2 separate regions of the Mus musculus genome follow, and region 2 is linked to region 1. The links are chromatin loops, found by intact Hi-C in ENCODE. Cell type or tissue: gastrocnemius. All regions are shown on one strand. Links, peaks and the distances in the headings refer to the core of each region. The heading gives the core; the rest is flanking DNA.

Region 1 (5,370 bases), core at 114-5,113:
CCTTGCTGAGTCTCAGTTAACAATAGCAATAATCCCTTCCTCTCAGGTCAGTGTGAGGATGAAAGGAAAGTGCAGGGTGGAACCACTCCATGGCAGCCGGCCACTGTGCAAATCTTAGTTCTAATCATTCTCTGCAATTATGACAGCTCTACAGGAGTCATGCGTGTGAGTGAGGTTCACAGAGAAGCAGGGTATGAGAGTGGGTCTGTGACCAGACTGTGTGCATATGCATCGTGTGTGGGTGCATTGTGTGTGTGAGTGTGTGTGTGTATGCATTGTGTGTGTGTGCATTGTGTGTGCATACATTGTGTGTGTGCATTTTTGTGCATGCCTTGTGTGTGTGCATTGTATGTGTGTGTGTATGTATGTGTGTGTATGCATTGTGTGTGTCCATTGTATGTGTGCGTTATATGTGTGTATGCAGTATGTGCATTGTGTGTGCACACTGTGTGTGTGTGTGTGTGTGTGTGTGTGTGTGTGTTTGGAGAACCGGGGCCATTAGAAAAACCATCATCCCTCTAAGTTGTTCTTTCGTTGGCTAAACTCAACCTGCCAGGCTGACATCGGAAACAGGCATTAGTGGCAAGTCTGGGGGGACAGGATTAGCGGCTGAACTTTCTATTCCTGGAGACCCTCTTTTCTCAGGAGGTCAAAGCAATTTCCATATATTATCCTGCTGGCAGCTTGGGAAGGTCAGGGAAATAGCAAACACATGCCAAAAATTCCTCAGATGGAGAAATCAAGGCAGGAAAGGCAGCAGCTGCTGAGGCCACAGTGCTCTGCCTCTGCACCATCTCAAGAAGTTTGCAACTGCCTGGGCCTAGCACTATCAGGCCAGAGCCTCTCCTGGCTGGCACAAGCCCATTCCTTTGAATGACTACTGTTAGAGACACCCACTCCAGCCCCCAGCCCTAAGCTGTGTATCAGGAGGAGAGGGTTGTGGTAGAACCCCAAGTCCCTAACAAGTAGATTTGCAACCCATTTCGGGGCCTATTTTGCCTCCAAGCTCTGCCTGTCAAGCCGTAGCCCCTACTTCTCAACTCCACTGAGAAGTCTGCCTAACTACAAATGGAGAGAGCAGATGCTAAGCCAGTGGTTCTCAACCTGTGGGTCGAGACCCCCCAGCATCCCACATCAGATATTTAACATTAGAATTTAATCGTAACAAAATTACAGTTATGAAGTAGCAACAACAACAACAACAAAAACAATTTTATGGTTGGGGTCACCATAACATGAAGAACTAAGTTAAAGTGTTGCAGCATTAGGAAGGTTGAGAGCCACTGTTCTAAGTCAGTAGAGAGAAAGCTGGAGTTTGGAGGTACCACCCAGTCCTCCACTGCATCCACTGATGTTGAAGGAAAGGACACAGCTCATTCTCTGAAACTGAACAGAATAAGAGTTACTGCAGCCTATCGGTGTGCTCTGAATTTGCTGCTGGTGGGTTGAGGAGCCTCAGAGGGCGCCTTGGGAGGGTTAGAGTCCTGCCTCTCAAAGCTGGGCACCCAGCCTAGGCAGCAGCACGTGGATCATGTGAGAGCTTCCAGCTCTCTAGCCTGCCTCTCTCATCTGCTGACTCCACTACAGCAAGGGACTCAGCAAGTACCGGCAAGGCTCATAGGGAAGTCTGCGGCTCTAGATAAGGGAGCCACAAGGCTTCTTCAGTCCCACACTCCTGGCTTAAGGTGGGGGGCAGGGTTGGCCCTTTATCTTATTAAAATTTTTTAAGCTTTTTAAAAATATTATATTTGTGCATGTTTGTATAATTCATGTGTGGATGCCCACGGAGGCCAGAAAAGGACACAGGATCCCCAAATGGTTCTCACCCTTCCTAATGCTGTGACCCTTTAATACAGTTCCTCATGCCAGGTGATCTCCCCCTCCCCCCCAACCATCAGATTATTTTTGTGGCTACTTTCATAACTGTAAGTTTGCAGCTGTTATGAGTCGTGATGTAAAGATCTGATATGCAGGATATCTGATATGTAATCCTAAGGAGATTGTGACCGACAGGTTAAGAACCTCTCCCCCAGATCTAGAGTTACAGATGGTTGTGAGCTGCTCAACCTGGGTCCTGGGAGCCAAACTCTGTTCTCTATAAGCAGCAAATGCTCGTAAGCACTGAGCCACTGCTCCAGCCCCAAGCTCCTAAGTTCTTTCCATTGTGTCACCACTAAAGGTCCCTGAGAGCCCTTCACCCTGACCCTGTTGAGTCTTATCCCCCACAGAACAAGAACCTACCATATCCTTCACTGTCATGGCTCACCAAGACAACCCCCATTTCCTGAGCATCCTCACTCTCATCTGTGAAAGCTCTGTGTGTGTGTGTGTGTGTGTGTGTGTGTGTGTGTGTGTGTGTGTGTGTGTGTGTTTACCTAGTGGCTACTGGCTTAGAGCTGATGTGTCCCTATCTTCAAGAAGGACAAGGCCTCAAAAGACTTGTTTAAGGCCCTAACTGAAGCTTCATTGAGACACCATTAACCAGTTCTGCTCACCGCATAGCAGCTGTCTCAGCCCTGAGGTTCCTGGTTTACAGACAGCCATGGGGGGCCTGGGGTGTAATCCTCAATTCCCAGCGACCCCCTCCCCTCAGCAAGTTCCCTCAGCAAGGGCCGCTTTCCTGTTTAAGACATCTTGCTTCCAGGAAAGTACCAGGATGTCAGTCCGTTCTCAGGAAGTCCTATCTAGATTCATCGAACCGCTCCATCCCTAGCAATCCCCAGGCACCACTACCAACTCTGGTTTGCCGGAGGTCTTGCCACCAAGACCCGACTGGACTCATTCCAGAATTTGATGTCTGAATCCTAGCCCAAGGGAACATTAGAAGGGGCAGCTGATCAGACCGGCTCGAGGCTCCACTACTCACTAGCGGCTTGCCCAGCTGGGCCTTAGCTGTTCTGTTTGTATAGTGGGAAATCAACCCTGCTCTATCAGCCTCACCGTACACCTGTAAAATTCAAGATCACAGGTAGAGGTATAGGAAAACAAAGTGGTACCAGATGCTCTGACCCAGTGTGCGCCATGCTTTGTAGCATGCTAAGTGTATATCCTTCTACTCTTCCTACTTAAGCTGTCCGGAATGCATGTGGCAAACAGGCAGCAGGCTTTTGATGCCTCCCTTATCCAAGACAGACCAGACCTAGAGTGTCCGACCTTGAGCCTGGTGCAGCTATCGCTGAGAACGCAAGAGGGCGCCATGGCCCCGTAGCGAGCCAGCTCAACCGACCTGCCAGCGTGCCATTTTCCCTCTCGCTCCAGGAGCTGTGCCCAGACAGCAGTTTCCAGGCTTCGCCAAACTCAGAGAAGTGCCTGGAAACCTGGAGAATCCAAGAGGGATGGCAGAGTGAGAGAGAGGCAGAGTCTGGGCTGGAAATATGATGTCCAAACAACACACTGCTTCCCGCGTTGTTTGACCTCTCTGACCTTCATCTACAATGGTGGAAATAAAATCTCTCCCTTGCCTCCCGGCCAACACAGCCGCCAAATGCTCCCCAGTCCACAGACGGAGATCTCAGTTCAGGCTTGCCTTACAAACTGTAAAAAGTGAAGCCTATTCTTCCCCTCTCCACCCCCCCCCCACCCCTTTTAACTTTATCTGAAGCCCCTTGGGTTCCCATTTTATGCGCATGCAAACTAAGGTTCGGAAAACTCCTTTGCGAGTCCAGTGGTTCATCCACGTATAGTTGGGCTGATCTCCGGACTCAGGCTCTAGACTACCTTCCTGGTCCCGCGTCATCCGCTTGGGTGGTGCTTAAGAGGCCACCAAAGCGCCGGAATGCGCAGCCAAACTCCACCAGGCCAGCATGCTCAGGGAGCAAGCAGGAGTGTTCGGACCTCAGATATGCTTTCAGCCTCTAGCTGGTCTACATGCCGCCACACGGAGATTCCTGGGCTGCCTCTCAAGTCTGTGGTCCAGGGGGCACCAGCACCCGGGGTCCCATGGGGTCTCCTGCGCCCTCCCCGAGCCCTTGCTCAACAGCTGGGCCAATGCGGTGGATGGCCGAGTCAGGTGGGCCCCAGCCCGCGCCCTGAACTAAGGCTGTTTGCACACATGTAATTAGTGCTAATTGCCCAGGGTTTTCAAAGCTTGCCGGCTCCCAGCGCGAGAGCCAGGCAGCCCGGAGCCGCTGCTCTTCACGTCAGCCCTCTCCACCCGGCTAGGGCCGCCCTTGATCCTGACGCCCAGTCGCCTGGCTATGTGCGCCCCAGGGTCTACGCGGCCGCCACGTGCGGGCCAACAACAGTTTTTGTGTCTCCAACGCGGTGCATCTGGAGAGGCCTCTGAGACAGGTTCGGGAAGCCGTGTGCAGATGGGTAGAGGCGGGAGTAGGGGCGACAGGGTTGTTCTGCTATGAAGGAGGATAGCACCAGCACCTGGCTCCCGTAGCCATTGCAGGTCCAGAAGGATCCCTGAAGTTATGGCTGCAGCTGCGCTGTGCAGCAAAGGTGTCTGTCACACACTGAACTCCCAAGCTGTCCTGTTCCGCAGGAACCGGCCATCAGCGTTTCTCACCTACAGGTGGCAGAGCCTAGGCGTAGAGATGTTAAGCAAGGGCGCCGCTCAATGGCCAGGGCGCAGGATTCAGGTTCTGCTCGAAGTCAGAGAGTCTGACTGCAGGGGGGGGGGGGGGGCGGGCAGGAAGGGAGAGTTTTGGCCTCAACCAGGCCTGGGCCTTTGCTCTCTGATCCGAGGCTTGTCCCTCCAGCCCTATCTGAGACCTGTTCAACCCTTAGGACTTTGACCCGTAAACCCCCCGATAGCCCGAGGGAAGCCACCACAACCTCAAAGGTCTTAGTTGAGGTGGGGGTGTTGGCTGCAGTTCCCTCCTTCCCTTGCCCTGGACTCTTGAGCCCACCCTGCTGAGCCTTTACTTGCTGGATTCCAGAGCATTTGTGTTGCTGCTGTGTTCCTCTCACCTCCGTTGCTGTTTTGCTCTGACTCTGTTTTCCACTGTCCTCTTGAGCCTTTGTCTATCATTGCCTCTCTCATCAGATCTCTGCCATGCAGCAAACAACCGCCACACACTCGCACGCGCGTGTACACACACACACACACACACACACACACACAGCCCCTGCAAGGAACACACACCGGCAGAATCCGCCTTTTCAATAAAAAAACGACAACTGGGAAACAGAGTGAATTAAAAAGCATTAACTTAAAAACAATCCATGTGTCTGCAAATGCATTCCAAATGGCAGCCCTTCAGGGCGGGGGGGGGGGTGTGAAGGGGGGAGCATGTTGGCCACATTTCTGGAATCCCAGATACATGGGATGAAGGGGGCTCAGGGCACCACACCCTAACCACCTGGGGCAGCAAGGTCTCAGGAGAGGGATCTTCTCTGTGATCATCATCCTGGACCCTCAGC
Region 2 (5,370 bases), core at 82-5,081, 280 kb after region 1:
GTTTGGAACAATATTTGGCTGGGGTCAGGAACTCTGTGGGAAGAGCCCTGGGTTCCAGGGAGCCAAGGACAAAGCAGGCCAAGAACTCTTTGCCTTAATTTGTTGCCTCTAAATTCCTCCCAGAAATGAGGCGTGTCAGTCTTCAAACTCTGGGTTTTATGAGGTAATTATAGCGATTACTATAAATCTCCTGTGTGTTGTTTTCAAAGGGGCAATTTAGTGGAGGGACCAGGCACCATTTTCGTTTCTCATTAAGTGATTAGGTTTGTTTGGCAAATCCCGACACCAATGGCTGGAGGCAAAATCTGGACTTGGCGAGGGCAATCCAGAGCCTGCTCACAGCTGAGCATCCCGCACTTCCTTACTGCCCCAGCCTCTCCGCCGAAAGGAACTAGGAGGCCCTTTCATTGGGCAAAAGAGGAGGAAACTAACTGCCCATATTACACTTCAGTAGAGCCAGACTGCCTCTCAGAGCTCTTCTGGGCCAAAGTAAACCTCGCCTCCTTTTAAACTTTTTCTCATTCACATTGGACTCTCAACAAAAAGTTGGACTCACACAGTGAGGTACAATGAGAGAGCCACAGTCCTTGTCCCTCGGCTACTGCACGGGGCCTGGACATGGCTTCTGGCCTTCATGGTATGAAAACAAATAATGTCCCAGAAGGTCAAACCCATGTTAATTTGGTTTTCTGTGAAAGTTTAGAACAGGAAGCAAACAGGATTAGAAGAGGCTTCCTGGAAGAGATGAAGAGACTTCAAGCAGACCTTGCAAGTCCATTTCAAATTCCCAGCCTTTCGCATCAGGTACTCTTTAGGTTGGTCACCTTTCAGCTGCTACTGTCATTGGGGGGCCTCTAAATAACCCCACAAAACTCTGCTTGCCTATTGTGTGAAGGAGGATAACAGCAGCTGCCTGTGGCTTCATACTGAAGTTGAGATGAGATGGACCACAGTAAGTGAGGGGAAATGATGAGTGACCTGTAAATCTACTGTCTTTTTATTTATTTTTTTAAACTCTATTGTTAATTGAGATGAGGGAGAGGAATCTGACCTACTCTATGATCATGCTGGTCATACCAAGCTCCCATCCTTTAGACGTTCAAGCAGAGCTGGGGGGTGGGGTAGTGAGGAAGGCTTTAGGAAGACGTGTAGGTGAGCTGTCCATCACAGCTCAGAGACGAGGAAGACCTAAGAGTGCACCTGTGTTTGGGGCTGGAGAGGATCCTAAAACATTAGCTTAGAGTGATGAGCACCAGAGTTTGCAGATACCAAAACTTCCGTTGTGGACTAGAGAAAACTAATGGATGACTCCAAAGAAACAATGTCACTGGGCAGTGGTGACACACATCTTTAATCCCAGCACTTGGGAGGCAGAGGCAGGCACATCTTCAAGTTTAAGGCTAGACTGGTCTACAGAGTGAGTTCCAGGATAGCCAGGGCCACACCAAGAAACCCTGTCTCAGAAAGAAAGGAAGAGAGAAAGAGATAGACAGAGACAGAGACAGGGAGACACAGAGAGAGAGAGAGGCAGAGAGACAGATAGTGAGAGAGGAGGGAGGGAAGGCGAAAGCAAGCTAGCTAGCTAAGAATGAACCTGTGAGCAAGCTAGCCAGCAAGCAATATTCCTCTGTGGTTCCAGCTTGAGTTCCTGCCCTGACATCCCTCAATAATGGACTGTCACTAGAAGTGTGGACCAAATAAATCTTTTCTTTCTCCAAGTTGCTTTCCCAGAGTGCTGCTTGAATTAACAGTGGGTCCTGGGAAGTCTGTTTTCTCACTCTTCACAGAACAGCAAAATACCTGTATGGGCTCTCCAGAGGGAGAGGCTGCAGGCTTCTGTGGAAGGTGAATGTCCATAGGAGACCCCATGGGTGGAGAGAGTGAAGGAAGTTGTCTAGTGGCTGACAGGAAGTGCAGTGAGCAGCCCATGCCCTTTACACGTGGGTGTGAACTAGCAAAGGTTATTGGAGGGATGCCTCTAAACCCAGGGAAAGACAAACATCTCCAATGACCTCAGGAAACAATACGAGAAGCAGAAAAGAACTAAAAACAGACTTTAAAATTTTTGTTAATATCCTCACAGAGGCTCAGTAAGAAACTGAATCTGTCAAAACTATAAAAAAATAAAACAAAAATATAAAACATAAAAACTATATGGCACAAAAGAATAAAAGAAGAAATAGCCAAGAATACTTAAAAATAGACACATTTTAAAATTTAGTATGTTTTAAAGGCCAAATAAACTTCACATGAAACTTACTTTTTTTATTTTGTTTTTTTATTAGGTATTTATTTCATTTACATCGAAACTTACTTTTAAACAGACAAAAGTAAAAGTCGGGGGGGGGAGGGGGGGGAGAGCTGTATATGGTAATCAGAGATCGCCATGCCCTGCCTGGTGTAGTAGTTGTCTATTGTTGAACAACAAATTTCCCCCAGCTAGCAGCTCTGAACAGCACTGTTTCGTTCCTCTCAGCTCTGCCTGTCAGAGTTTGGGTAAGTTCAGCAGGATTCTGCTCACTGGAACCCAGAGGCAGGCTTTTATCTGGAAGCTCTGAGGAAGAATCCACAACCAGGCTCATCCAACTAGCAGAATTCAGTTCCTTGGAGGCACGGCCTTGCCAACCCCTGAGTCTTCGCTGTCAACTTCAGGCCACTCCAGTTGCCAGACTTTCTCCCTCCCTGGCACAAGGCCGTCTCTATCCTCAAAGCAAGCAACTGCAGGACACGTGCTTCCCATGCCTGGGCCTCTTTGCCTTTCTTCTCTCCTGCCAGCCAGAGAAACTTTTTTTTTTTTTAACGGGCTCTTACAACTTGATTGGCCACAGTCTGATAATTGACCCTTTGCTATAAAGCCAAATCACATGCTCAAAGGGGACAAGGCTGCATGAGGGTAAAGGCCCTCTGGGCAGAGTTCTGACCGCCACCCGAAGATAATTCCCTCCTTCATGAACTACAAGGTAAAGGAGATTTAACAGCTGCAGCTGAGGAACTGACCAGACGACATAAGATGCGAGGATACTTAGTCAAAGCCATTGTTGTCACCTGAGTCGTTTAAGTCAACTCTGTCCATTTGGCAACAGAGATAACAGATGCAAACCACAAGAAAGATCCTGCCTCCTTGGCTGTGTTGAAGATGGAAGGACATGTGGAAAAGTCCCTAGAGCAGTCTTCAGAGCCAAGGACCCTGATGAGCAGCAGTAGGCAAGGAAATGAGGTCCTCTGCCCTTCAGTCGTAAGGAAGGAGCTTGGAGGTGAATTTTCCACAGCCTCCAGGAAGAGCCTGGACCAGCTGACTTCTTGATCTTAGACTTCTGACAGCACGATGGGAACCCAGCTGACTCTTCCCAAACTTCTGACCTGCCGAACTCGAGGTAATAAGCAGGTGTTTTATTGTGAAGCCATAGAAACCAAATATCCCAGGTTGCTTTTGGCCTGTGAGTCTCAAGCTTGTCCTCTGCTTACATCAATAAAAATCACTCTGGACCGGTGGTTAGGGTTTCAGACCACAGACGCGCAGGCTGCGTCTATGAGGATTAACCAAGCAGATACAATGCTCGTTCCTCAACTCTTCCTCCTTCTCCTTCCATTTCTCTAGAAAGTTCCTCACAACCTCTCCCTGCACTGGGTCTGCTGCTGCGTGCCCCATGGTGTGCTGGTCCCATGCACACAGCAGACCCTACATCTTTGGAAGGGCATCAGTCCTTTGTTTCTGGAATTGCTCAGGGCCTCGTCATAATGAACTGTAGGGGTGTCTGTTAGAGGAGTCTGAGCTACTTAGTGAGGAGAACGGAGCACTCCTGCCCAGGAATCTGAAAAGCATGGGTTTCATGGCTTCCTGTCTTCCTGTCCCTACCTTGTATGGGAAGCTTTAAACTCATTTGTATGTGTATGTGGTGTGTGTGAGTGCTGATGTGTGTGCCACAGTACATGTGTGCAAGTCATGTGCCCTTACCTTCTATCTTGTTTCACACAGGCTATCTTTGTTGTTCACTAAGCAGCCTCATGTGTCCTTACCTTCTGGGGTGGCTTGAATATGCTTGGCCCAGGGAGTGGCACTATTTGGAGGTGCAGCTTTGTTGGAGGAAGTGTGTGTGTCACCGTGGGTGTCGGCTTTAAGACCCTCGTCCTAGCAGCCTGGAAGTCAGCCTTCTCCTTTGGAACAAGACGTAGAACTCTCAGCTCCTCCTGCACCATGCCTGCCTGGAAGTTGCCATGCTCCCCACCTTGATGATAATCTTAACCTCTGAATTTGTCAGGCAGCCCCAATTAAACGTTGTCCTTATTAAGAGTTGCCTTGGTCATGGCGACTGTTCACAGCAATGGAAACTCTAGGACACCTCTATCTTGTTTCATACAGACGATCTTTGTTGTTCACTGCTGCATATGCTGTGGTCCTTGTGCTTTGGGGGGTCTCTTCTCTCTTGATCTCTTTTCTCCCCACGGAGAGCTGGGATCACAGGTGTGCAAGCTGTCTCACTAGGCTTCTGTGTAGGTTCTGCAGACTCAGGTCCTCGGCCATGCACAGTGAGTGGTTTACTTACTGAGCTACTCCTGCGGCCTCTACCTTGTGTTTAGAAACTGACATTTGTAACTCTGAGACACAAAAAGCCAGGAGAGTGTGGAAGGCCAGAGACCTCTTCCACCTGATCAGTTGGGGTGCAGCCTGCATTTTGGCTTGGCATAAGCTCATTTACCCCGTTACTTTAATGTGTATTAGTGACTCTGGCGACTCTGCACTGGAGGATTCTGGGATAGGCTGAAGATGTTAACAGCTGCTCCCAGAGAAGGGTTAAGTAGGAGTCATGTGTTTATCAGGACTTAGTAAATCCAGTTAGGTAAGGTGCATCGTTCTGCTGGAAGAGGCCTTGTTTCGGTGACCTGTTACAGGAAGAAGATAAAAATGATTGTTCAGGGGACACTGGGAAAAAGTCAAGGTTGGGCCCACAGAGCTCTGTGCAGAGAACCAGAAGAGGAAGGTGCAGGCTTGTGTATACACAGAAACTGATCTGTTCTCGAAAGTGGAAGGTAGACAGACGCAGAATGGACCCTGGGTGCCCCCTTGTGACTACATTGGTAACTACACCAATCGCAGCCTAGACACAGCCAGTGCCCAGCTAGCTGACAAAGTGCTTCATGTATTTCCTATTGTGAGGACCATTCACTTATCCAGGGAGAGCACCCATATGGTTAGGGAAAAAAGGAAGATTTGTGCCACATCTGTGCTTGGTGTTGCGTGTCTATGTCCTTTTGTGTTTGGTGTCATGAGGGTGTTTTCAAATACAGGTATGCATGTACCATTTACATATGTACCTTGAGGGTCAATGTATAGGAGTTGTGTGTGAGCTGGGTGTGCAAATATACTCTAAC

The links. A loop is a pair of places that touch in the nucleus more often than their neighbours do. Peaks named below come from ENCODE experiments on the same cell type or tissue, not always from the same donor. Only the 100,000 strongest peaks of a DNase experiment are listed, where the experiment ranks them.
Region 2: a loop joins it to region 1, with 5 times the contacts of the local background. A loop is called at or near these places in 21 of 42 quality-filtered maps.

What each region holds. Positions count from the first base shown.
Region 1 is chr4:114,662,669-114,668,038 of GRCm38, forward strand. All of the region lies in intron 1 of Gm33655 (a long non-coding RNA gene), which reads right to left. Among named protein-coding and RNA genes, the nearest start is that of Gm12829, 15 kb to the right of the region's middle. In gastrocnemius, for the core only: a CTCF peak has its summit at 3,188 (motif pointing right); DNase peaks (open chromatin) are centred at 1,519, 2,815, 3,204 and 3,952; H3K4me3 peaks cover 358 bases.
Region 2 is chr4:114,942,547-114,947,916 of GRCm38, forward strand. Gm40229 (a long non-coding RNA gene) reads right to left here. Exons shown (of 3, transcript XR_868023.1): 3 at 4,267-4,881. Among named protein-coding and RNA genes, the nearest start is that of Gm40229, 5.6 kb to the right of the region's middle. In gastrocnemius, for the core only: no CTCF peak of the experiment used is centred there; DNase peaks (open chromatin) are centred at 2,664 and 5,065.